Linked DNA regions of Homo sapiens: regions 2, 3, 4 and 5 are each linked to region 1. The links are chromatin contacts, found by Hi-C or POLR2A ChIA-PET in ENCODE. All regions are on one chromosome and are shown on one strand. Each heading gives the region's core, a stretch centred on a gene start or an enhancer-like site at or near the end of the contact. The rest is flanking DNA. Distances are from core to core; before and after follow the strand shown. Region 1 overlaps LOC105370651 (a long non-coding RNA gene). Region 2 has its middle 53 kb from the start of LINC02295. Region 3 holds the start of LINC02295 (long intergenic non-protein coding RNA 2295). Region 4 has its middle 17 kb from the start of LINC01550. Region 5 holds the start of LINC02325 (long intergenic non-protein coding RNA 2325).

The links. A loop is a pair of places that touch in the nucleus more often than their neighbours do. ChIA-PET counts read pairs that join two places held with the same protein, here RNA polymerase II (POLR2A). Pooled maps may share reads with other maps.
Region 2: a loop to region 1 is called in a map of naive thymus-derived CD4-positive, alpha-beta T cell, with 2.6 times the contacts of the local background. The contact joins two enhancer-like sites. A Hi-C loop is called at or near these places in 1 of 168 maps with a recorded cell type or tissue (naive thymus-derived CD4-positive, alpha-beta T cell) and 7 of 50 pooled maps. POLR2A ChIA-PET finds 5 or more read pairs at or near these places in 2 of 52 experiments (activated naive CD4-positive, alpha-beta T cell and naive thymus-derived CD4-positive, alpha-beta T cell).
Region 3: a map of naive thymus-derived CD4-positive, alpha-beta T cell shows a loop between it and region 1 (2.7-fold over the local background). The contact joins the promoter of LINC02295 here to the enhancer-like site in region 1. A Hi-C loop is called at or near these places in 1 of 168 maps with a recorded cell type or tissue (naive thymus-derived CD4-positive, alpha-beta T cell) and 4 of 50 pooled maps. POLR2A ChIA-PET finds 5 or more read pairs at or near these places in 3 of 52 experiments (CD4-positive, alpha-beta memory T cell, naive thymus-derived CD4-positive, alpha-beta T cell and naive thymus-derived CD8-positive, alpha-beta T cell).
Region 4: a pooled map shows a loop between it and region 1 (2.6-fold over the local background). The contact joins two enhancer-like sites. A Hi-C loop is called at or near these places in 1 of 168 maps with a recorded cell type or tissue (GM12878) and 4 of 50 pooled maps. POLR2A ChIA-PET finds 5 or more read pairs at or near these places in 1 of 52 experiments (CD4-positive, alpha-beta T cell).
Region 5: a loop to region 1 is called in a map of CD8-positive, alpha-beta T cell, with 4 times the contacts of the local background. The contact joins the promoter of LINC02325 here to the enhancer-like site in region 1. A Hi-C loop is called at or near these places in 3 of 168 maps with a recorded cell type or tissue (CD8-positive, alpha-beta T cell and naive thymus-derived CD4-positive, alpha-beta T cell) and 10 of 50 pooled maps. POLR2A ChIA-PET finds 5 or more read pairs at or near these places in 4 of 52 experiments (CD4-positive, alpha-beta memory T cell, H1, activated T-cell and 1 more).

What each region holds. Positions count from the first base shown.
Region 1 is chr14:97,721,655-97,726,681 of GRCh38, forward strand. The region is part of intron 2 of LOC105370651 (a long non-coding RNA gene); the gene reads left to right. Among named protein-coding and RNA genes, the nearest start is that of LINC02291, 38 kb to the left of the region's middle. Within about 2 kb of position 2,388, at least 3 of the 41 ENCODE cell types and tissues checked have a DNase peak (open chromatin) inside an H3K27ac peak, as active enhancers do; they include CD4-positive, alpha-beta T cell and CD8-positive, alpha-beta T cell, where a contact is called at or near this core.
Region 2 is chr14:98,186,230-98,191,256 of GRCh38, forward strand. No RefSeq gene overlaps it. Among named protein-coding and RNA genes, the nearest start is that of LINC02295, 53 kb to the left of the region's middle. Within about 2 kb of position 2,947, at least 4 of the 41 ENCODE cell types and tissues checked have a DNase peak (open chromatin) inside an H3K27ac peak, as active enhancers do.
Region 3 is chr14:98,133,783-98,138,809 of GRCh38, forward strand. It overlaps LINC02295 (long intergenic non-protein coding RNA 2295), which reads left to right and starts at 2,205. Exons shown (of 3, transcript NR_184268.1): 1 at 2,205-2,415. The region is part of intron 1 of LOC105370655 (a long non-coding RNA gene); the gene reads right to left.
Region 4 is chr14:97,992,207-97,997,233 of GRCh38, forward strand. No RefSeq gene overlaps it. Among named protein-coding and RNA genes, the nearest start is that of LINC01550, 17 kb to the left of the region's middle. Within about 2 kb of position 2,010, at least 3 of the 41 ENCODE cell types and tissues checked have a DNase peak (open chromatin) inside an H3K27ac peak, as active enhancers do; they include CD4-positive, alpha-beta T cell, where a contact is called at or near this core.
Region 5 is chr14:97,455,876-97,460,902 of GRCh38, forward strand. LINC02325 (long intergenic non-protein coding RNA 2325) reads left to right here and starts at 2,941. Exons shown (of 5, transcript NR_110166.1): 1 at 2,941-3,052.

The sequences.
Region 1 (5,027 bases), core at 1,138-3,637:
TCCTTTGCTTTCTGAGGGTGAGTGAAGATTAAGCAGAAGGAGCAGTTTAAGGCAGCAGGAAATGCTAGGGTGAAGACTCTTGAAGGAAAAAATGAAGGCCAGTCAGTGTGGCTGGAGTGAAAAAATCCAGGAAGATACTGCACAAGTTGACGCTAGTGAGGAGGCATGGCCATGGTGAGGGTTTTGGCCTTTATTGTAAGGATGAAGGGAAGACACTGAGAGGTTTAAGAAGGGGCAGAATGGAACAGACAACAGGACTGTCAGGGAACATCCATTTTAACAATATCACCTTGCTGCCATGTGGAGAATTGATTGAAAGAGGGCCACGGTGTGTGGGAGACTCACTGCGAGCACCTCACATTAATCCAGACATGATGGCAGCTTGAACTAGGATATTAGCTGAAGAAAGGGAGAAAAATAGATGACTTGAGTGATGTAGAGATATAAAGGCCATAGGAGCTGGTGATTGATTTCATATGAGCAGTGTGGCATCACAGGCATCTTCCAGGTTTATGGCTGGAGCTCTGGATGGACTGTGGTGCTGTTGAAGCCAGAACCAGACCACGTTTGTGGGAAAGACAATAAATCGAGCCAATTAGGATGGGGAGGGGTGTTCAATAGTGCAGAGACAAACCTTGATTGAGGAAAATATGAGAAGGCTACATTTAGGAGGCAGGATTTGAACCAGGCCTTCAATACATCCAGAAATCAGAGCCAGGCATAGTGGGGAAATTGCAGGGGAAGTGAGGTTCCCAACAGAGGGAGCACCCAGAGCCTTATGGGGGATCTTGGCATTTTTATTCCATTTTTGTTTTAAGTAAACTTTGCATTGAAGTTCAGCATACCTATAGAAAAGTGCACAATTTATAAAAATACAAATCTATAAAAATTTAAGAAAACATATCATCCAGTTTCTTTGGGAAGGGGTTCATTTTTTTCCCCTAATTTTCTATTTTAACTGCATCTAGTTTTCTGATTGAAAGTGACATTGAATTCCTGGAAGTAAGCTGGGAAGAAAAACTCATTCTATGAGTGAATACACTTGGCAAGAAGTAGTGGGGCTGTAATTGTGATAGTAACAGTGTTACTAGAAAACATCGGTGACTGCTATTGTTATGTGTTATGCTGACTATAATTTGTACTGCATTAGAGGAACGTAATCAGAGAAGACTTGGAGATATCAAGTCTTGGAGTATTACTGATAAATAAATAGAAGTAATTCTAGACTGTACAAGAAAGAGTTCAGTTTTAGAAATTTTAAGTTTCGAGTGTTTACTCAAAACTCATACAGAAGTGGAAATGTCTGGAAGAACAAAAGGACAGAAGAATGCATGGGTGAAAAATCAAAGGAGGGATCTTGGCTCCAGGAGACATGTGTGAGTTCTGCTGTGGGGCTACATTTAATCATGTCAGAGTTGAGGTTCTTGCTTTAGGAGCAGTTACTTAGAATGAGATGTCCGGGATTTGTCTTTTTCTTTTATTTTACCCAGAAAGAAATGGAAGTAACTAGAGTGTCTGTTATACTGTTGCAAATGCGGTTCTGGAGCAACAAAGATTGATCAAAGCTGGAAGCAGGGCTTTGGGTATTGTCTGTTTTCAGAGAGTAATTGAAGCCACAGGTCGGACAAAATGGTCTGGGGAATGGACAGGGAGCAAGGTGACCCCAGTGTGTTGGAGGGTGCCAGAGCTCAGGGCAGGAGTCCCAGCTGTGCATGGTGGTGGCAGCTGCCCCGCTTGCCAAGCCCAGGTGGATGAGGTGGGCAGTGGGTGGGGGGCACTCATGCACCATCCACAGAGAGGGTTAGAAGCTAGAGTACTTTGCAGATGTCAACAGTCGATTGCAGACAATTAGGAGGCTGCCTTTTTTCTCCTTCTCCCAGGACCCCTAAGACAAACTGTCTGAACCATAACAGTTGAGTCTGAGGATATCAAATAAGTAAGGCAAAGAGAGACCCCGTGGAATAATTGTGGTTAGTGGCTTGCGGGGCTGCGGATGGGCTGTGGGGGGCGGGTTGCTCAAGAGAAAGAAACTTGCTTTTAATCAATGTGCTAATCCAGGACATAAGGTCTCCTTTCTCTCCCTCCCTTGTTTCATTTCCCAGGGCTCAGTCCCCATTCCCACCCCCTGCTCCCTCCCCATACTGGTTGAATGGAAATTTGGTCCAGTTTTTTTTTTTTTTTAATATAGATACATTAAAAAACAGACACTGATCTTCAAAGAAGGCTGCAATTTCACTGGCGACGGAATGTTTATAGCCACAATTTGTTTGGTTCTGATAAAATGCACATGCCCCGTTATTCCATTTTATTTTGCATCCCAAGCCAGGCTTGCTTCTTACATTGGCCTGTGCCTCTCCTAGTCAGCAAGACAGAGGGAGACAGAGAGACGGAGAGAGACAGAGAGACCTTCCTCGAGCTGTGGCTACATCTGCCTGTGGGTGTCCTGGACTCCATGGGCCCAGAGGTCATTGAATGTGGCGGAAGGAGACACAGTCCAGGAGTGAGGATGACCAGCCAGAGGGAATTTCAGGCACTCCCAGAGATACGTTATGCCCCATCAAGAGAAACACCAGCCTTCCCAGGTCTCGCTGAAGCTAGAAAATAATGCCCCCAGTTCTTCTTGGGAGATGGTGCAAGGGAGGTGAAAGAGTCTTGAAACTAAAAAATGTGGACTTAAATCTTAGCTTAGTCACTTTCCTGCGGTATGATTTGAACACAATTTTCTCCGAATTGGCTTCCCCGTTTGAAAACCAACAGCGTCTGCCCTACAGAACTGGTGTGAGAGTAAACAGATTAGGACCAGGTCAGCAGGACGGAGCATGCCCAGAAGAGAGTAGAAAGTGCAGTTTTGCCAAGGAGAGGGAATTGAGAGGAGTATTCTAGCCGGGAGGGCGGTGGGCACCCCAGCACACAGGCATGAGGAAACAGCATTGCTTGGGGGAGAAGTCTGAAGTGACTGGGTGTTTAGTTCAGAGATAGAGCAACAGGAAATGAAGCTGGCAGAACAAGAGGTCAGGTTGTGAGCCACTCTGAGGAGTTTAAGTTTCCTTTTGCCGGCCGTGGGAGAGCTTTAGGATTCTAAGTAGAGAACGATGTATGTTTAGATTGTGCCCTGGAAAAAAAAATGACCATTTGCAGCAGGATGGATCCACTGCAATGGTGGGAAGAAGAAAAGAAGTTAGAAAGCATAAGGGCAGGTAATGCTTCTCAGTACTGTGCATGCATTACTGAATTCACTGCGGCAGCAAAGGACACTGCCTGCAATGGTCAAGAGTTAGGACTCTGGGTTCTGATCTCAGCTCTGTCATGGACCAACTGTGGAATCTGGAACAAGGCAGTTACACTCGCTGTGCCTCAGTGACCCTATTTATAAAATGTGGATGGCAATAATGTTTATTGCCAATATAGATACTGTGAGGATTACATGAACTATTATTTTTTTTTTTTGAGACGGAATCTTGCTCTGTTGTCCAGGCTGGAGTGCACTGGTGCGATCTTGACTCACTGCAACCCCGCCTCCTGGGTTCAAGCGATTCTCCTGCCTCAACCTCCTGAGTAGCTGGGATTACAGGCGCCCACCACGACGCCCAGCTAATTTTTGTATTTTTAGTAGAGACGAGGTTTCCCCATGTTGGCCAGGCTGGTCTTGAACCCCTGACCTGCCCACCTCGGCCTCCTGAAGTGCTGGGATTACAGGCGTAAGCCACTGCACCTGGCCGACATGAATTTTAAATACAAAAGAAAACCACTGCAAAACACTTAAAGAGTGTGCATGGCAAATACAATACATGCACTCAATAAATGCTGCATATTATTTCCAGCTAAAATGTCAGAGCACTATGTGCTCTAACTAAGCAGTTTATGTATGTCATTCCATTTAATCTTTACATTTTCCCTGGAAAACAATTGCTACTTCTATATCTTTTTCTTTGCCTGATGAAAATTAAAGTTCAGAGAAATTGAATTCTTGCCCAGCATGATTAGATGCTACCTGGAGGAGCTGGGAAATAAAGCCAGATTTCTTCCAAAACCCATGGGCTTCAACATTGCCCGTTGAAAGAGGAAGAACAGGAATGAAAATCTCCAGTTCTTCAATCTTGAGTTGCAGGCAGTATATAAAAAAGCCAGTGGAGATATTGCTGATGGAAAGGCTTAACTTTATGCTTTTGGTAAGTGTTCCCTCCAGCCCCACTGCTTTCCATCAGCGTGTGTGTGTGTGTATGCATGTGTGTGTGTGTGTTGTGTGTGTGTGTGTGTGTGTGTGATTGGTCAGGCTGACTCTAGCCAGTGCTAATAATTCTCTGAGGAACTCTAAATGACACATTGCTGTTGATCAGATCAATCAGTCAAAGGGCACATTCTACATTTTTACTTTCACTGAAGTTTTCCTTTTTTCTTTCTTCCTTCATCAATTGAAATCTGATGAAGACAAACTCTTCTTAAAATCTGATAGGCTTTATTTAAGAAGATTTGTATGATTTTATTTGAAAAGTTAATTTTTAACTATAATTCAAAATTTCTCTGTAGGTAAAACCCTGGCACAAATTTTCAGTTCCCAGTGACAGAAAACAAAAGAATAATGAAATGCTGGGGTTGGAAGAGCCTCCAGCCCAACTCCCCACCTGGCCTGCAACCCTGCCACATTCCCTGGGTCATCTCACTCTGTCTCCCAAGACACAGAAGCCTCTGCTCTTGGGAATTCCTTTCTCTTAGAACCTGACACACTCTGGCTGTTGGAAAATTGTCTCTCATAGATAAGTGTCTTTCTCTGGAACCCCTCTAGGCCCCTCTGAACCTAAGTGGTCTCAAAAGCCCTTCTCTGGTCTTCCCTTCCCAAAAGTGGCCTTCTGGAATCTGTGAGCATTACTGTGTGTCCCTGAAGTCTTTTCTTCCATGGGCAGACATTCTGAGTTTGTATAGTCAGTCATGGAAAGAACACGGCTTCTGTAGTCTTTGGGTAAAGTTGTGCCCTGGAGCTAAGTCAGGTCTACACAGATGGCACTTCTACTATGGAATCAGGGGCTGGA
Region 2 (5,027 bases), core at 1,697-4,196, 470 kb after region 1:
TACTGGAAAAGGAGTGGGAGTGAGCGTATGTGTGTGTGTGTGTGTGTGTGCATGTGCATGTATGTATATACACATATATATGAGAGTGAAAACCAAACTGAGGTTTCAGATGGACTTTAGAAGGATTGAGCAGGTTTTGAAATGCGTCCTGACTTGTCATTGGCATTTGTCATATTATCACATGCTTGGAGGTTTTCTCCTGGGCATTTCTGCATTTTTATCTAATGTGGTCACACAGGGTGTTTGCTATTTCAATGAACATAAAAATATTTTATATAAACTATTTACCAAGGCTCTCTAGAAAGGAGAAAAAAGATAGTTCTAGAGTGTCTTAGAATATCTCTTCCCTCTAGCTAGGTCCAGAAACGCTAGTGTCCTTGCCAGGCATATTTCCTTAGAATAAAAATGATGGACTAAAGTTGGGACCATTTCATATATAAAACTTGAACTATTAAAAAGCCTCTTGTTCAGAGACTTGTTCTCTTACATTTAAATATACTTTAGTATTCCAGAAAAAAAAATGCTTAGACCCAATGAGAGAATACATACAGTGCTACCAAAAAAAATCAAGTCATAAAGTGAAGAATCAGCCTCCAATTGGTGAAATCCTGTCTTGGTGCTACAAAAAATGATATGTCTTTACTTAACGGAGTTTTATGGGGACTAACAAGGTAACTCCATAAGACAGAAAGAAGTTTCATTAATTATAGTCTGATAAAAGAGAGCTTTGTTATCAAGAGTGCATTTCTTGCGCTAGGCGTTCATTTCTCAAACAACATTGGCTTTCTTGTATATCATGGTGTTTAAAGGGAGGAGTGAACAATTGACCTAGAGATGAGCTCTTTGAAAAGTTCTGTTTTGCGTGATATGAATGTAAAAGAGTGGAGCATGAGCTATGAAAGAATTTCCAATAATCTCTCCTTGAGGACAGACAGATATTGAATGATGTGATGAGTGAGGCTATGGAACTAGGACCTCTGCCTTTTTTCACCCCTCCACTTGGGCTGGGGAAGCACAGTTACTCAGAAAAAAGTTAATTCAAAATATTTTCAAAGGTTCTTTCCTTACAATCAAAACACTGTTGTCTGTGGCAAATGGCACACCCACCTGCCCCCAGGAAAAGAAGCTACATGACTCCTGGGGAGATTTCTTCTGGGATCCTTTCCTGCAAACCTGCAACACCCATGAGCACCCATGAACTCTGCAATTCTGTGACTTTCCCCACCTGTTTCATAAGAAGGCAAACTAGGGCTAAGACCACATGTAGTCACAAAACCAGACCTGTTTCCTGCCCTCGTTCTTCCCCTCCTCCACCTTGGATGGATTTTCATACAACTTTGATGAAAATAACTAGGAGGATATAAAGATCTCTGTGGGGAGATCCTTTTGGGAAGTCCAACATCCCTGGACAGCTGAGGATCCTGGATTTCTTGGTGGACACGCCAACCCAGGAGTCCACTGTGGGGTGGAGTCACGGCTGGAGCCCAGGCGTGCTGTGTGGATTAAATGAGTTAATGTCTGGGAAGTGCTCAGAAGGGAGAGTTCTGAACACAGAGAAAACATGTTACTATCATTGTTATTTGAAAGGAATTGGAGGTCAATTATTTGCTACCCTACATTAGATGAATCTTTATTTTATCACCTCTCTTACCACAAAAAGTGTTCTCTTCCTTGAAAAATGTCTTTTTTTTCCTAATTTGCCTTGAAGTCAAATCCTAGCAAAACCAAGCAGTTGTTATTAATAGCTACATAAACACCGGAAAATAGGTCGGCACCCTCTTTTTCTCCCAGAAAGACATTGGCTAATACAATCTAGCCCCTGATTGATTTGTTTGTTTGTTTGTTTCACCTAGATATGTTCAGTAAACAAGGGAGAAAATAAGAGTCTATCAAAGCTGAACTTCTCTATTCTTGAGCTATCAGCCTTTTGCTTTGCTTTCCCCAACAATAAATAAAAGAACGTATTGAATATTTTAAGGGGTGTTCTTGGGACAAAAACAGTCTCATGCACACAAAAAGTCAGCCTTTATCTGCTGTGATCTTGGGAAGTCCAGCACACTAGCCTGGAAGTTTGTCAGAGACTCTGAGCATCCTAAAATCAGGAAATTTGTCTTCTTCATCAATGTAACCCCAACACCTAGCAGTAGGAAGTTTCCATTGCTGGTAAAAATAGGCTCACATGCTGTGAGGTATAAATGGTCATTTAAAAGGTAAGTTAATTTGAAGAACAAGACCGAGTCCCCAGATCCATTTAATTTTTAATTTTTGGCAGTGTTTCCCAAGAACCAGGCCACTGGTTGAATGATTAAATTCTTGCTCATCTTGGAGGGAAAAAAGATACATTGCTGTGGACTTTTCAGAAGACTAAATTTGTTATTTGCAACCCTTGGCCTTCTTTTTGATATTATCTCTTTGAGACCTAATATTGGTGGGTTCACATGCCTTGCTCTTTCACCATTATAGAACTGGGTTTTTCTTCTTCTGCTGTCTATTTAATTTAATTCTCAACCTTGAGCCTTAATGGAAAGAGAACATTTTTCTCTTCATAGACACAGTCTGCCAGCCTTTTCCTGCTCGTTGTCCCTCGAAAATAAGTCAGTAGACTCTCATTTAAGTGGTTATCCACCAAGGAGTTCATTTACTAAAACATTGCATGGACAAATGGAGGACAGTGACAAAGTTCTATCCATGTTCTGTGGCTTCTGTCTTTCATAGGCGATTCTCTGATGCACTCTGGCAATACTGCCTGTCTACTTTGATTCCTAAACCTGCTGCTCATGAATTAATCTCTTGCTGTTGTTCTTCTGGGTAGGACTGAGCTTCTAATCTGGGCAGAATCCCAAGTCCTTCTGGCCTTGGGGGAATTATTTACCCTGTTATGGACCTTTCTTCTCAGGGACTCTGTCATAAGAACCTCTGTCAATAAGCTTTTCACAGGAAGGCCCTCTTGAAGGCCACACCCTGGCACCCTTGTTCTGATGAACTGTCTCCTGTGGCCTCTCACCCACAGTATTTCCTGACCTGTTCCTGGTCTCAAATTCTCAACCCCTACTTGCTAAGAACTGATGGAATGGAGACAGAAGGGGAATAAGACATGGCCCTTGCTGTGGAGGGGTGTGAGGGAGTGTTTACTGGGTGATTCAAAGCTTATTTTGGTAAATGGCCACAGGAGTACTCACCACTTCTCCTGTGCGGCAGGCATCTGGCACCTAAGGATGTCCAGGCTTAGGAAAATTCAGGGAGAAATGTGAGGTAAAATTGCTCCAAGTATATCTTTTCTTTTAAGAGTGCGATAACAAAAATAGAGGCACACATAAAAGGATAAAGAAAAAATGAAAACAAGCAGTGAAAGACAACATCCGCTCTCATTTCAGTTTCCTGGAAGCGGAATGTGGTTGGGCAGATGGTGTTCTTTTGTTTCACTAGAAGAAACGGTAAGGTGTAAATACACATGATACACACAGCAGTGAGGATGGAGAAGGGGCTCGACTCTAGGTGCTCGGTAATTTCTAGGTGGGTGGGAGGTTTTCTTCGTTAGGTTAGGTTGGTCCTGCCTACTGAGATCCGAAGATACTGCCTTCGACCTGACAGCTTCCAAATGGGGACCACAAGCTCTCTAATGTTCCATAAATGGGCTACCAGGAAGTCTGTGAACACCCTTACTTTTTTTTTCTGCAAAATGTTGTAGGTTTGTGCATTTTCTTAGAGGAGTTTTTTGTGTTTCACAAGATTAGCAGAAGATTCAATGGCCATTGGCTTCTTGTGTCTTCATGCCTTTTCAGTTTGCTTCGGTAAAGTTAGTTGCATGTGACTATATGAAGTTGCTTAATATAATTGCCCATATTTGCATTATATTGGAGACTTTTCAAAGCTTTCTCACATATAAGCAACCCCTTTGACTCAGTAACAGGAGCTGTTACCAGTAGCCCATCTTACAGCTAAGGAAATGAAACTTACAGCCATGACTTGACTGGCTTATGGCCACACTCATGTCCTGTCAGGACAGAGGTAGGACAGACACTCCTGCCTCCTGATACTTTCTGGTTTGGTGCTCCTCTTACTTACTGCTCTTGCTCTCATTTTTTCTGCCAAAATTGCCATCAGTATCAGTGAGGAGTAGGAAGAATTTGAGTCTAAAACATGCATGAAGTGAAGAGAAAATTGATAAGAAAATAAGTCAATGTGTCTCATTCTGGTTAATTATACCCATGTTTGACTACCTCTGAGGTTATTTTGAAGCAGAAATAATGTTATTTACCTCTGCATTTTCAGTACCTAAACAATGCCTCCTGGAGCATAGTAGATGCTCAATTATTTGAGGTGTGCATAAGTGATTCAAAGTATGAAGAAAGAATCAGATGCCCAAGGCGTATGTTGCCTGGTTTCCAGATACCTGCCCATCATGGATTCTCAAATGGGCCTTGTCTGAAGTCTCTAAGATGGCCCTATGTCATTACAGGATGATAGGGAAGTTTGCCAGAAGACTTTTGATCAATGAATGATAAAGTCCATTGATAAAGCTTTTATCTCCCGTGGTCTTATGTAAGAGGTGTCCACGTCATCCCATCTGGATACAGCTTTTGAATTATCCCTCTAGGGTATTAGGAGGTCTAGTGAACTGTGCACTTCATCAAATAACTTGCTCTTAAATAAGTCACACACTCCCAGGTGCAAAAGATAGGAAGATCTCTTTTCTCAAATAGAAGCCGGAAAGCAACTACCCGATTCCAATAACCAAAGGGTGGATAAGATGAAGCTATAAAACTTGCTCAAAAGAGCTCTTGCGAGTAAGAGGTTGAGAAGGGGAGAAGTTACAGTGATTCTAGTAATTCAAGATTCTAAACAAAACAGGACTTAGAGAAATGGCAGTGACAGTTGCCACTAGTAGTGTGGTATTAATCTTAGTCTGACCCCTGGATCCAGCAGAAATCCCAGCTGAGCTTCCAATTTTTATGTAAATGGGAGAGTCAACTGTACACATTTAAGAGATGTTTGTGAAAATAAATATTTGTTTTTATGATTAATCT
Region 3 (5,027 bases), core at 955-3,454, 410 kb after region 1:
ACCTGATTTAACATCGTAAGAAGAATCAGACGTACAAAAATAGCAAGTGAATGCAGTTAATTACGATTTAAATATTGATCATAAAGGACTCTTTCAGCCTGAATTAACATAGTGAATTTCAAATCAAAGACCCTGTATAATCAGATAAAGATTGACCATTGACCCTGGCATTGTGCCAGATGACTAAGTCAGGTCTCATCCTTTCTTGGGAAACCTCCCCTTGGTGTTGACATTCCAGGGAGAGGCATGGGTCCAGCACTGCACCCAAATATTGAGTCTGCATGGATGTAATCAGAGATGGGGCACCGGACTGTCTTTGAAAGGGATTTCCTTCAAACCATGAAACTGATCATTAATCACTTTTGCGTAGCTTGCTGTGTTGTTGCAATGATGGGGAAATTCAAGTAAAAAACAAAATTCACCTGACAATAAAATATAAATCTGTGTCAATATCACAGTATATGTGGCAAAAAGCAGCCCAACCATGGTCTCAACTCAAGATAATCAGGACAGAAAGTCTATATAGCACTTGGAATCTCACAGGAGTCTTGGCTTTCCTGTTGTCTTTACTGTACTTTGCTTTAACCAACCTGGAAGGACAACATCACCACACCTGTCTTGCAGAAGAGAAAACTGAGGCCCAGAAGGCTAATGGGATTTGTGCACAGCTACTAACAATTGTCCACCTAATGATTTGAATTCAGATAGCTTCTTTAATGCTCTTCAACACAACTTCCTCACTCTAAGTCAAATGTGAGCAGCATTAAAAGAAAATAAAAGTACAGTATTGTACAGAAAGCAACATACGTCATTCATGGCTGTGTGTGTCCATAAATATGTGTGTGTATATATATATGCATGTATATATGTATCTATATGTATGATAAAAAATAAAAATAACAACTACAACAACAAAAAAACAGAACATGGAAGTAAAAAAAGAGAGTGATTTTCCAGCAGGTTCCTGCAGAGCCCTTCTCTTGATTCCTGAGAGGTTCAATTAACGGATGCAAGTCATAAAACAGTGCATTTTCTCTCTGCTATGATGCATTGTTTTTAATCTCACTGCCTTGTATTATATCACATTCCTATAATTCTTCCGACAGGAAAAGGCTTGTTTCATAAAAATATAGTCCCCAGCATTTGAAATATAAGTTCACATGCAAGCAACATATATATCACCAAGCTGGCAAACTAACTCACTTACTTAATCCACTAAACTTCAGGTGCTTTCTATATTATGTGAAATGGCTTGAAACAGGCAGAAGCTGCCAGGACCCATCACGGCTTCTTTGCTCAAGAGAGACAAGAGGAGAAGGGGAGAAGGGAGCGGGGGGAGTGGAAATTCCCTCAGTGGATTCCACAATAACATGCCTTTCATTATCACCCAGTGTCAGGACACTGGGTAATGTTCATTGTGCATGCACAATAAATTACTATTTACCTGGCAGTGCTTTTGATAAGCTCGTCTCCTCACCCCCTTTCTGTCCATGCAGCACAGAGCAGCGAAACCCCTTTGCCTATAATTCTTATTAAGGTGATACCTTTTCTGAATAAGAAAGTACACACTTCCAAAGCTGGCACTCTCTGGGGTTTTTAAGGGACATTGTTTTTATTGGTTCCCTTTTATTTCTTCCACCCCACTGTGTTTTAATGCTATAGTGACTTCTGTGTATACAACTCTCATATTGAAATGTCGGCTGCAGATATATGCAATATTAAAGAGCGCTTATGAATTTTTGACATCTAATTAGTCGCTACCCTGTTAACATGTCAGGACTCAGAGGGATTAGGGAGGCAGCCCTTTCTGAATAAGTTACAGTGAGGCTCCTGTCCTTTTCATGTATTATTCTTTAATGTAGGTGGTGATTATTTGGCTGTGATTAATTGATGAAGCCCATTGGTCTGGCAAGTGGTGCCGAATTCACCATTCCTCACTTTTATTTCTCTCAGTAGGGTTCTGCCACTTAATCGGAAGGACCTGCTTCCTTCCAGGCAATCTCTCTGTGCAGCGTTCTGGGGCAGAGGGACTGTTCTGGGTGACCCACCTAGACCCTTTCACAGCTCTTGGCTCCCTGGTCAGCAGTGGGTTTTGCATCCTGTCTTCTTGGACAAGCCCTGTGCCCTGTGCCCCCTGGCCAGGCATGTCTGAAATGCAGTGGCACCCCCTATACAAAGGCTTCCTGTTGCTCCCCTTTTCTCTCATATCTGATTTTCGAGCCTTGCTTTCTGGTACCTTTAACACCTGTAGCTCCCTGCCTGGCTCAGTTTACTTCTGGGTTCAGCTGCCTGCCAAGACGCCAGGTGACAATCGGGGCTCTCCAAGGCCGCTCCTGCCATTGTCTCCAGCTGTGGGGCCCAAGAAACCACACACGTGAGATGCACAGTCTGATATGGCCGGCTCTGCCCCTCTGGGTAAGTGATACCAAGCTCTAAAAAAAGGCAACAATGAGAAGCGGATGTTGGGGAGAGGGGACCTGCTGGCTGCTGCTTTTGGGCACTGCCCCATGGGTGTCAAACACCCTGCTGTGTGCAGGCAGCTTCCGCCTCCTAGGAACTCTATGCCCACACAGTCCTCCCAGAAGCTCCTGTCCCAGCTCCCTGGGCTCCCACGGAGGAATCCTCTTTCACAGTGGGTTCTTAGGAATGTCAGATCTGATAGTCTTGGATTTGAAGCTGGGCAAGATTTTTAACATTTTAGATAAAGCAAGCAGGGAAATGATTTGTGAGTATAGCTCTGTGTTTAAGCACAGGGAGAGGGAGGTGTTTTCTGCTTCACCGCATGACTCCCCTTCCATACACCCACATGTGCATGCAGGCACACACATGTATACACACAGGTGCATGCATCCATACACACAGACCCACACATGTACACATACAGGCCCACACACACCCATAGATAGACACACACACTCCCAGGTACACATGCAGGTGCACACACCCATGCACACACAGGCATACACAGGTACACACACAGACACACACTCTCTCTCCCACAGCTTTCTAGACAAAGGCTCTGCCATCAGACTTTCGTACCCTGGCCTCCTGGTTTTATGAACAAATAATTCCTTTTTTTGCAAAGCAGAATTCCCCGCCCCCATTATAAACTCCCACCATTCAAATCTATAATTGGGGGAGTAACAGAGCTGTGGCCGACTTATCTTTTTAAATGCACCGACCCTGGACGAGCCATCCTAAAAATGTGTAATTATAAATAAACCTTCACCTATGTCAGCTGGCAGGGTTTTTAATTACTGCACTTGATGTCAATCAAGGCCAGCTCTGGGTATGCATGTTAGGGGGCAATTTCAGAGGAATTTTGCGGACATAAGCTGTTTGCCTTATTCTATTATCTGCATTTAAAAGGGGAGAGGAGGAGATAAGGCGACAGCCAGGAGGGGAGAGAGAAAGAGCAGCTCATGGAAAGAAAATGGTGGGGGAGGCATTTTACCGAGGCTGCAGCATCCTGCTGGGGCTGGGGAGGGCAGATACTGGACATCTCTCCTAACCCAGGGCCCCACACTGCTGGCCCCCTCTTTGTCTCCCAACCCTTTCTTGCAGGAAGATAAGGAGGGAGATGGGAGTGAGGTGTATATTTGCTGATGGAAGGGGGTGGAGGGGGCCCCTGCTAATCATGTGGGGACAAGGCGGGGATGAGGGTGGGGGTAGGATGAGGGTGGGGGTAGGATGAGGCAGGGAAGGAGAAGATCAGGAAGAGCAAGAAGTGTTGGGGGGAAGCGCTAAAAGGAAAAAAAATCAATTGATGCATATTCACTTTCTCCTCCACTGCGGATTCTATCCGAAGGAAACACTGAACTTTGTAGTGTTAGCAGCAGCTGAAATTTAGAATTATTGTTTCCTTCTAACAGAAGACTCATTTTCCACGGCCGCATTTGCAGCATAATAAGCTTTTTGTTATTTTTTCAATTAGAGTCAATTGACCTAACAAAATGCTTGGCAATTAAGTGATTTTTGTAATGGTCCGGGGGTAATTTAGTCGAGCTTGTCAGCTGTGTTTCATGAAGCCAGGCTGTCTTTTTTTTTTCCCCACTGCCTCTCTCTCTCTCCCTCTCTCTCCCTCTCTCTCTCTCTCTCTCTCTCTCCTCTCTCTCGAGCATAATGGCTCATAATTTCGAAATCTTTTCCTTCTGTTTCCCTCACAATAATTCGCAATTACAGGAAGTTGTTGGAGGTGATTTTTTTTTCTACCTTGCCTTTTGAGTCAGTAATTTTAAATAAAATGTACATACTTATAAAAAGGCAGCTATTACTGAAATCACTTTTTGTGTAAACTCAATTATTTCATGAATAGTGACACCAGCTTATACTGGGTCCCACTCCTGAAGGCTGAGGCATTATTATCTTCAGGGTAAAAGGTTTGGAACATTCAGAACACTCTTTCCAAATCAAACCAGCATTCAATAAGGTAAACACGACTTCAGGAGAGCAGGAGGCGGCTGGGTTACCTGGCCATGAAAAATGGCAACCTCCGGGCAGCCCTCATCTCTGTTTCCTCCCCTGGGCAAGGACTGGACTTTGGCTTCTCATCCTCTGATTTATGAGGAAATTCCTCATTTGCCTAATTGATTCATTTTCTTAAGACGACATCTGGAGTTACATTTTCTTTTAAAAGGCTGCAGTTAGAGCTGATGACTAGCTCAGATGTTCCTTCATTGTGTTACTATCTGTTTATACCTATCTTAAAAATATATAATATTCTGCACGTATCTGCATACGTGCATACATACAGAAATAGCAGAAAGACGTGCTGGTGTTTTTTCAGACAAATTCGCCTAGGAGGTAATGTGAGTCGTTATCAGGATTCATCTTTAACCTTTAGGAGGCTCATGTACATTTTCACATTGCCTTATGTGTTTGAAAATGATCTCTGCCTTCTACTCCTGAGTTACAATCCCTGGTTGACTTTAGTTGCCCCCACTGTGAAAAACAACTTAGCAGTAGCCCACTTCGTTCCTTGGTAAAAATCTCCCCAGTAGGGGGCAGTAGAAGAGCAAGCCAGCGGA
Region 4 (5,027 bases), core at 760-3,259, 270 kb after region 1:
GTGTCTCCTTTGTACTGAGATCTGGGCTGAATATGTACAGCTCCTCTCTGGCACTTGACCTTCTTGAGGCAGAAGGAAATGAGTTCATGGCAGAATGATGCAGTGGTCCTTAGATTCTCTTCTGGGGAGTGGCGTGTGTCACATGATGTGGTCAAACTTGGTACCACTGGGATGGGGAGAGCAGATGCTTTCCTGGGATGTTGCACCACACACCCCATAGCAACAGGCAGTGGTGTAGCATCATCCAGAGAAGGGCGGCAAAATATTTGAACACATTATTGCAGTTTACCACCCTTGTACATCAGAGGCTGTCAAGGAATGCTATGAAAATCAAGTCAATTTGCATCATTTTAAATAACCTTCTGAAACCCATAGTCAATGGCAGTCAGAATATTACTAAAAACATTATTTACTTAATTAGAAAATGTGCCCTTTGTGAAGAACTACCAGTGTGATTTCCCTTAGCTCTATGTATCAGAAGTAAGTGTTCTTTTACCCATTACCTATGAAACACTGTTCGTTATTTTACTGGCTACTAGGAAGCTCCTGCCTAAATAATGGCTCCCATTGGTGAATTACACAGGAATTTATGGAAACTTTTTCAGAATTGACCTTATGCCTGGCATTATTGTATTTTACTTCTACCCTTATTCACCCAGATGTAAGTTTACCACCTGTATTTTTCATAAACTATTAAAAAATACATGGATTATAAACAAATGAGCTTATCTTAGACATACCCTTTGAGACTGTTTGAAGCTTGTCTGCCCACTGGACTTTATTGTATTCTTGCTTAATGCTTTAGCTCTGCCTTTGAGGAATAAATGAAAACACATGTGGAAGACAAATCACTCCTTGTCCTTCCAAATATGCCATGAACTGCCTGATCAAAGGGAAATGAGAAAAGCCACTTTTCAAATGGGGCCCCAGGGGTCCCTGAACCAAACCAGTCTCTCTGGGGCCAGGAAGGACAGATCCCCAAATCTGCTCCAGTTCCCCAAGGTGCCTGCTGGACCCAGCACCTTTGCCCTCATCATCAATGAGAGGAAGCATCGATGTAATCCTTTATGCTTGGTGGGACTGTGGGAAATAATATCACAGACAAACACTGGACCCCCAGGAGGGGCCTTCTTCAGATGACAGGAAGGCAGACACAATTGCAAATACCTTGTGCCTGTGTCTTCTAAGACAAAACAGTTGGACTCTTTGGACACATGGCTGATCTTCTCTCCACACATAGGGTAAGAACAATTCTATTCCTTACCCCATGGCTACCAAAGTGATGGATTCCTAATGCTGGGCTGACTGTTTCATGCATCTTTATGAGTACCACGTGGGACTTCTCACTGAGTTTACGATGAAATGTGAATCCCTAAACTCGGATTTTGGGGCCTTCAGGAGCAGCTTCCTCATTCTCCATCTCTTGTGTTTCTAATTCCCTAAATTTTACATGCTCTTCCTTAAGTCCATTCCTTTGCAGTTAACTTTAAAAAATGATGATGATAGCAAAAATAACAATAATGATACTAATAATACAGTAAGCCCTAGCTGAGCTATAGTCATCCTTTCCACTCAACTGAACACATCTTTAGAGAGTCTTCTCTTTCATCATCAGATGTGTTAGGCAACCTACTTTGTGACCTCAGCTGATGCCTCTATATATTGTAATACTGTGTTTTATCAACTTGTCTATGATTCCTTGAGGCCAACCAAAGGCGATGTTCAAGCTCTTCTTTCCATCCCTAGCCACTAGCTCAGTATCAGGTGTTTAGGAGATGCAGAATGAATGTTTGCCAAATTAATATGCACATAAGTTAAATAGGACCCCAGTCGGTTATATGGGTTTAGTGAGTCACAAAGAAGAAAGTGGTGTGGGGACGGTTGGAGGGAACAGAACAGGAAGAAATAATACCTCCTTGAATCAACAGTGTCTACATCACCTCAGGTGAAAGGTGAGAGAGAGAGGCAGGCACTTCCTTCTTTAGAAGGATCAGAGGGAGCAGGAGGCTGAGAATGTGACCATTCACCCCACTGAATTAGACCTAGGGATGGTGACATGCCCGGCAGAAACTCCTGTGTGGGGCCAAGTCATCTTGGCCATGCAGGCAAAGACATGGTGAAGCAAGAATCTCTGTGGGAACATTTTGTAAAGAAGAGGCCATCGAGGATGTGGGGTTTTACAAACAACCTTCATCATTATGAGAACCGTTACCACTGTTACTACAGGAAACTGTGCACACAGTAAAAATGAGATGGCAAGCACAGGCTCTGTTGCAGAAGAAGAAATGGAGTACATTTCCTGATAGTAGAGTAAGAAAGAAAAAAAAAATTCTGAGCCACTATGACGCTGCCTAGTAAAACATAGTGAGAGACTCCTGTGTAATTTTAAATGTTCTGTTAGCCACATTTTAAAAAAATGTAAAATTAAACAGGTGAAATGAAGTTTAATGATGTATTTGACTTAACCCAATTCATTCAAAATATTATTTCAATCAGCAAACCACACAAAATTATCAATGAGACATTTTACTTTTTTATGGTATACTGAGTATGAGAACTTGAGTTTGTTTTCCACCCACAGCATATCTCAATTCAGGCTGGCCACAGTTCCAGTGCTCCATAGCATAGTGTGTTGGTCACTCTGTCCTGGAGGGCATAGGACGCTGAGCACTGTCTTTACATGGTCCCTGTATCTAGTGTGTAACTGACTTTGAGGAAATATGGACAAGGGCTTTTAATGACAAGAGGCAGACCTTGAGGTGGGCCACATGTCACAGATGTCACAGCCAAAAGACTTCTACTTTGGTGGTCCCAAGGCCAGCATAAGAGGTGCTGTGAGATCATAGAGGAGCCCCTTCCCTTCTTGATGAATGGTCTGCATCAACACCTACAAAATAATAGTTTGGACCAGATGATGATAGTCTCTTAAAAGTATCTGCATGCATCATCTCCAACCCGCACCACCACTCCAGAGCTAGAAGTCAGACTCAACATTCACACTGGCCCTCATATGTTGGGTATGACATTGAAGGTCACATTCACAACAAGCCACAGAGCCAAGATGGGAGCCTACACCTGTGAGTCAATTCACTGGCTTGTGGCAAATAGTTAAGGGCACTTTGCTTGTTATTCTAGGAAAAGATATTGGAACTCTGAATTGTGCGTATGCATAACAGATTTGATTTGCTCAATTGATATGAATGACTACATCACCAGGTAGATGACCTCTGTTCTGTGGTACCTCCTGCCTTCTCAATTAAAAACTTTGCAGGCTGCCTTTCATCTTACTTAGGTTGAAACAGAAGCACATTTCAAACGTAGTTTATTTCTTCCACCTCTTTCTTATACTCCGGTTGGTTTGGGCTCTTGAGCATTCATAGAGACAGCTCCCTGTCATTTTCTTCACATTTTCCAAAAAGAGGAAATGGGGAAAAATATCAAAACACCAGACAGGTTGTTATTGCAGCATCAGAAATCTCAGTGGGAGCTTTGTTAAGTCACTGTCCTCCACCAGGAAGCAGGAGTACACCTCTAAGGCATTCTGAAGCTACCCAGACATTCAGCCCATCCTCCCTCTCTCTACTCCACCCCAGGCAGATCATAAACACTTCTCCTGCCAGCCTTGGCCTGCTGATGTCAAGAAAAGCCCATGCACCAGGTCCTGTCCCAGTGCAGGACTGGGAAGAATAGCTTCAAGCATGGGCTCGCCTCCCACACTGATCTGGTTCAAGTCCCAGTTTCTCATGTAGCATGTGGCTCTGGGAACATCTCTTATCCTATCTTCCTGTCACGTTCCTCACCATAAAAGTATATTACTAATAATACCTCTTCCCAGGGGCTACTGCCCCTGAAACAGTGCAAGTTAGTGTCTAGCATGTGCTGGCACATGGGAAATGCTCATGAAAGCTCGCTAAAGACCATGTCCATTGTCATAACAACAATAGGGATTCAGTGAGCGCCCTGAGGTAGACCTTGAAGCCATATGAAAATACTTATCACATCCTCCCCGGAAGAGCCAACTTATACATTTTGAAAGAAGTGCTTATTTTACTGAAAATGCCATCAGAAGATACAGAAATGTTTTTCATTAAACACTGTGTAGCAAAAGGCTATAAAACCTTCCTTTGAACCTGTTCTCCTCACCCCATGTTTCCTGCCCTGGTGTTAACTTCTCTTCAGCATTCTTTCCTTTTCCAATGGCTTCTGCAAGCTCCCCATCTGCTCAGGCTGACAGCTTGGTCCCCACTCAGAATCACACAATTCCAGCCAATGTCACCCCACCTTCAGGAAGCTGTGGACACCATCCAGGCCTATGCTAACATGACACGCCAAGCATCTTATTGTGATTATGAATATATAATTCCTGACCTCAAAAAATTGAGTGTCTAGAGGAGAAGACAGACACGTAAAGAGGTGAGTACCTGGGAGAGAGGAAAAGGTTTTTGGAAGCATGCATCATAAACCCGAATAAGGCATGGCTTTTGGAGCCCAAAGGTATCAAAGAGAGCTTGATAGAGCTATCCCAACCATCGACTGAGAGATGTGAAGAAGTATTCCCTGGGTGGAAAGAAATTCAAAGTGAAATTCTAAAGGACATTGTAAATGTAATAGAATATGCCAAGGTATAGGCTTGTGGAATGTTTGGGAAAATGCAAATCATTCCATACTGTTTATAAGTACCCTGTCCTCCCTGGGAGAAAAGGAGTAGAGATGATGGGGGTTGGAAATGAAACTTAGAGAAAGGCTTAGTTGGGCCTGTTAATGAATTTGAACTTGATCTTGAAGATAATGGGAAGCTACTGAAGGATTTCAGGCTGAGAGATGGCATCAAAATCTCTATTTTAAAAATGTAAACCTGGCCATTATGTTGGGGAAGAAATAGTGACAAGAAAGAAAGAGACATGGGTTTGTAAGCTATTTTGGTGATGCAGGTGGAGAATAATGAGACACTATTCACGTCCAAAGCCTGGCAAGTAAGATGTGTGAGCTTGGGCAATTGGAAGACAATGCACATATTTCACTTGTAA
Region 5 (5,027 bases), core at 1,691-4,190, 270 kb before region 1:
GCTGTGCCCAAATATTCCTGACCTATGAAGCTGTGGGGCAATACATACTAGTTGCTTTCATTCAGCCACTATGCTTAGGGAGAATTTATGTGGCAACAAATGACATGAGGTATGTGTGGAAACAGAAACAATCCTTTTGTGTTGCTGTGGAGGTACAAGGTACCTGCTGTAGAGGCAGTCAGGATACAGCGTGGCTCTGAGACCTTCTTTCCTGGCAAACAGCTGGTGGAAGTCGAGAAAAGGGATCTCGCTGGGGTGGATGTTCCTGCGGCCTGGACATCAAGATCTGTCATGTAACATAAATCAGAGAAGATCAATGCTGCAGTTGTAGGGAGCTTTGCAGCACCATTTCCACCATGATGGACCTCAAACTTCTCTTCTATGGGATACATGGTTAGAAAACCACAGCTATGGAGGAGGAAGAGGGCAATAGAACCGTTTCTTGGAAGTGATGCCTCTCAAAGCCTAATTCTCTCAAGTCAAGCTAAGTCCCCATTCCTTCTGGTTTGTCTCCACCTTTCTCCTCTGCAGAGCAGGCTGCACAGGCATGGTCCCCCCCACATGCAGACATACCTCATTCCTCAGGTCTGCCCTGTTACCAGTTTTGTCGTGCATCTCGTGCTAAACTTACTTCTCAAATGGAAAGCTGCCTCAAGGGCAGGGTGGCACGGTGGAGAGGGCAGGGGCTCTGCATCTGACCTGTCTGACATCTGATCTTGGCCCTACTGGTTACTTGCTGGGCAGTCTTGGCGAATTTGTTTAATCTTTTTGAACTCTGGACTCATCAGCAAGAAAAAGGGAATGATAATATGTACTTTACAGGGCGGTTCTGAAAATTAAGCCAGACAAAGTGCTTGGGACGAGAGCCTGGGACGTTCTGACAGCAGTGTGGTTGTGGCTCGTGTCTGTGTTATTTTTCTGATTGTCTCCATGCAGGGTCACAGTAGGATTCACATGGGGTCACTTAGGCTCTGCCCTGGCCGGCAAACACTGCACTCATAGGTCCCCTCCTCAGAGCTCTCCAGCCCCAGGACAGATTGGGGGTGATATCAGGCAGGAGGACTGTGCTGGGATGTGACCCACTGGGAGGCCTCCATGTGGGACAGAGCCAGAGGCAGCACCTGGGCCGTGACACCAGTGCCTGGGGACGTGGTTTGCCTGGGAGCCAGGTGGAGCTGATCCTCCTTCTGGTGGGTGCTCTGTGCCTGAGGCATAGCTGGGCTGCAGGGGGTGGAGGACTCCTCATTCTGTCACTGCCACTCACAGGGCCTGGAGAGCTGTGTCTGTTTCTGGAACCTCTGAATCACAGCCTCCTTGGGTTCTTCTGAAGGCACATTGCACCTTCTAGAAGGGTATGACTCAGAAGGAAAGAGAGAAAAACCTCTACTGGCAAGAGGAAATGGCTGCAGTGTTTACTTTATCTGAAAATGGCACACGCTTTTATTAAGACATAAATGCCAGTGATGGATTCTGCTCTTGGCGTGTGGCTGTGCTCCCCAGCCCTGAGGTGAGATGGTCAGGAGATGTGAGACCCTACAGAGAAAATATTTACCATGCTGAGCTGTCATGAGACAGAGTAAGTGGGCAGAGGGCAGCTGGTTCCTTTGACCACCTCATTCTAGGGAAAATAAACAGGGACCCTGGAGCAGTCACTAACAGAGGGGAGCAAGTATCCTCTCTCTGCAGTAGAATCTCTGAAAATTCGGATAACGTTAATTGTGCCACTGTGGTGGCAGTGCAAGAAATTCCTGTTCATCCCGCTGCAATGATGATTAAGGTAACAAACACCCAGTCGGGAAGTCAGGCTCCGGCCCTGGAGAATAGTTGAGGATCGCCTGTAGCATATTGTTCCACTCTGCTGGCATCCTAACTAGACAGCTTTAGTTTTAGCATAAAATCCATATTCCAGACCTTTATGGAGCAGAGAGGCAAACTCCAATGCTGCCGTTGCAAGCATCAAACAGCATTAGAATGAATTAAGGAGATTTAAGACTCTCGATGCTGTCGGGGCTCTTCTCCATCCCCTCTGTTTTCTCCAAGGAGCTGTTTTAAAGGCGTGGGGGGCAAATTGGAAGAAGGGAGTGGGAAAAACGCAAACCAATCACGCTAACCTCGCTCCGGAATCGAAGTCTGACTCTGTACCACGCATGGATTTAATTGGGAGAGAGGTCTTTTAGAGACACTCTGGGTGGGTGCATAGATCAGTCTGGAGTTTCACAGTACGGCTTCTTCCAAGGTCAGAGCATGTGTCCAGGGTCTTCCCCGCTTCCTGGTGGACGGGAAGGCGTCTTCGGTCCGGTGGTTGACAAAAAATCCAAAGAGGGCGTCAGATGTGTGCACTCTGGTGTTTGGAATTTAAGTAAAATCTGTAATTTTCCTCCTGCATTTCCTCAGAGAAATTAGCTATTCTATTCACTGCATAAATTTTCAGGTTTTGCTAGCACGACACTCAGGGTGTTGAATTTTTTATGACAAAAATGCTGTAATAATTGTTGAACAGATGTAAGTGTTGGAGACTCGGCTCTGGCAGACCTCACGAAACCTCGATTAGCAATTTAACCCTGTCCTCCCTCCTGTCCGCACGCCGGGGAAGAGGAGTTGCAGTTTTGAATGGCTTCACTGGGATATGCACAAAGGCAGAGAAAGAGTTTTCTGGAGAGCAGGGGAAGTCCTTTAACGAGCTCTTATGCCCAGCCAGAAAAGGAAGAACTCGGTGCAGCCTAACCCTGAAATTACCACATTACCAAGTTGTCTAGCTGGGTGATTAATAAACTAATTGACACGGGGGACACTTGTCACTGGCGAAGCAGCTCCCTAGCCAAAGCGAGGAGCAACTACATAGCGTCTCCCGGGGAGCTGGGAAGTGACAGTCTACACCCGCTTCCGGGCTCCCCGTGACATAGGCCAGCCGGGCCTCCATTTACACCTCAAAGCAAAGTCACAGAGGGATCCGCCCCTTTCCTGGCTGCCTACACAGAAAGCAGCCATGGGAGACTTGCCGAGGACTTTGTCCACCAAGTGATGAAAGCATGCAAATGCCTCCGAATCAAAGGTAAATCAAAAGAAAATGGCAGCCCGCAAGAGGAGGCGGCGGTGACAGCCCGTCAGCCGTACAGCCACCCGACAGGCCTGGTGGCAGCGTGGAGGCTGCCAAGAGAACCGCCTGAGGAGGCTGCCGCCAAGACAGATGTCACGGCGAGGAGGGCGCGCTTCCGTCGCTTTCGGCGGGGCCTCATGGAGCAGGAAGTGGTACTACATGTGCCACTTAAGAGAATAATAATACTAATAAAACTGGGCGTTGTGAAGGGGGAGAGGTGGGGGAGAAAGGCTGGTTAGAGAGAGAGAGAGAAGAGGGGAAAGGCATGTCACAGTGTTTGGTAAAGGAGGAACTGAATTGATGGCCATCCTGAAGTTTGTGTGTGTGCGCACATGTGCGTCCTTTAGCAGGCTGGCTTTCCCTAGGCGCTTACAGCATCTTGAGAGGCATTGTGCTGGTGGAGACGTGGGGTTCTGGTGACAGCTGTGTCTTTGCAAGAGAGGAGAGGTGACCACAAGGCCACAGAGGTCCTCTAGTTTTTATAGCCCTCTTTTCTGCCTTTCCTGGAAATTGACTTTTGGTTTCCTGCCAAGATTGGGTTGCCCATTATACAAAAAAGCAGACTCCTGCTTGGGGCATTGCAGAGTTGCAGAGATGGAGGGAGACAGAGGCAGGTGAGGAAAGCCTCAATGTCTGATTTTCTCTGTGTCTGCCTCTGTGTTATTTGCGGATGGGTCGTGAGCCCCAGCCCAGCAGCCCACGATATTCGGACCTTAAGTACTGAAAATAACCTACTCCCCTTTTCATGGGTATTTTAAATTAAAATTAATATATAACAGGCCAGGTTTAGTGGTTCACGCCTGTAGTTTTCAGCACTTTGGGAGGCTGAGACAGGAGGATCGCTTGAGCCCAGGAGTCTGAGACCCACATGAGCAACGTGACAAGACCCCATCTTTACAAAAATAAGAAATAAAAAAAATTAGCTAGGCATGTTGGCATGTGCCTGTGGCCCCAGCTACTTTGGAGGTTGAGGTGGGGAAGATCACTCGAACCTAGGAGGTTGAGGCTGCAGTGAGCAGTGATGGCACCACTGCACTCTAGCCTGAATGACAGGGCGAGACCCTGACTCAAAAGAAAAACGTGAGTGTGTATGTGTATAATAATAATTACATATATATATATAGCCATTACAGCAAGAATGTCCAACATAACAGCTCTTATGTGTTTTTTGTATGTCAAGTTTTTCTAAAAATTGCTGACTTTGAGGTGAGACTTCTGTTTTACCTGTGCTCTGAGCAGGTGTTTGGGCTGCATGTTGGGAAATCCAATCCCAGAAATTGTGTAAAAAATAAACTATGTTTTTTTAAATTCTAAGATGATTAACTTTTGTCTAGGAAGTGATTGCAGATAGGTTCTTAGCCATAAATGTATAAAATTGTCATAAACCACAACATATTGATTTGATCATAAGAAATTCACTTTTCTAAATGTCCCCCCTCCTCTAAAAAGCATTTGGGAGTAATGCAGTCAATATAACAAAGAGTCTAAAGATATAATGTCCAAGTGCCTTGGAGGTGAAAGACCTTACACTTTATCTTATTCTTACCATTCCTACCCCAGCTGCATTTTATAAGCAGGAGAGTTGCTGGCTTTATAGTGTAGGAACAGTTTTAGTGCCTCTACCATTATCCCATTTTTGCAAATACTTCCAGAGGAAGTAATTCTGAGATTGCTGAAAATTCTCATAGGTGTAACTATGTGATAAGTCCTTCAGGGCAGAGAGAAGATGGGTAGAATTAGCCCAGCCTGGTGAAGTGTGAACAGGATGCCCATGGGTGAGAATCTGTCCTGGGTCCAAATAAAGCCTACACAGTTGGATGTGTGACCCTTAGCATCTCCGAGGCTGAATGATAACCCTCCCTACAGCAGCATGGCCAGTGTTAAAATGTACAGAAAGCTCACATTGCAGCAGGTGATGTCGGAAGGGCTT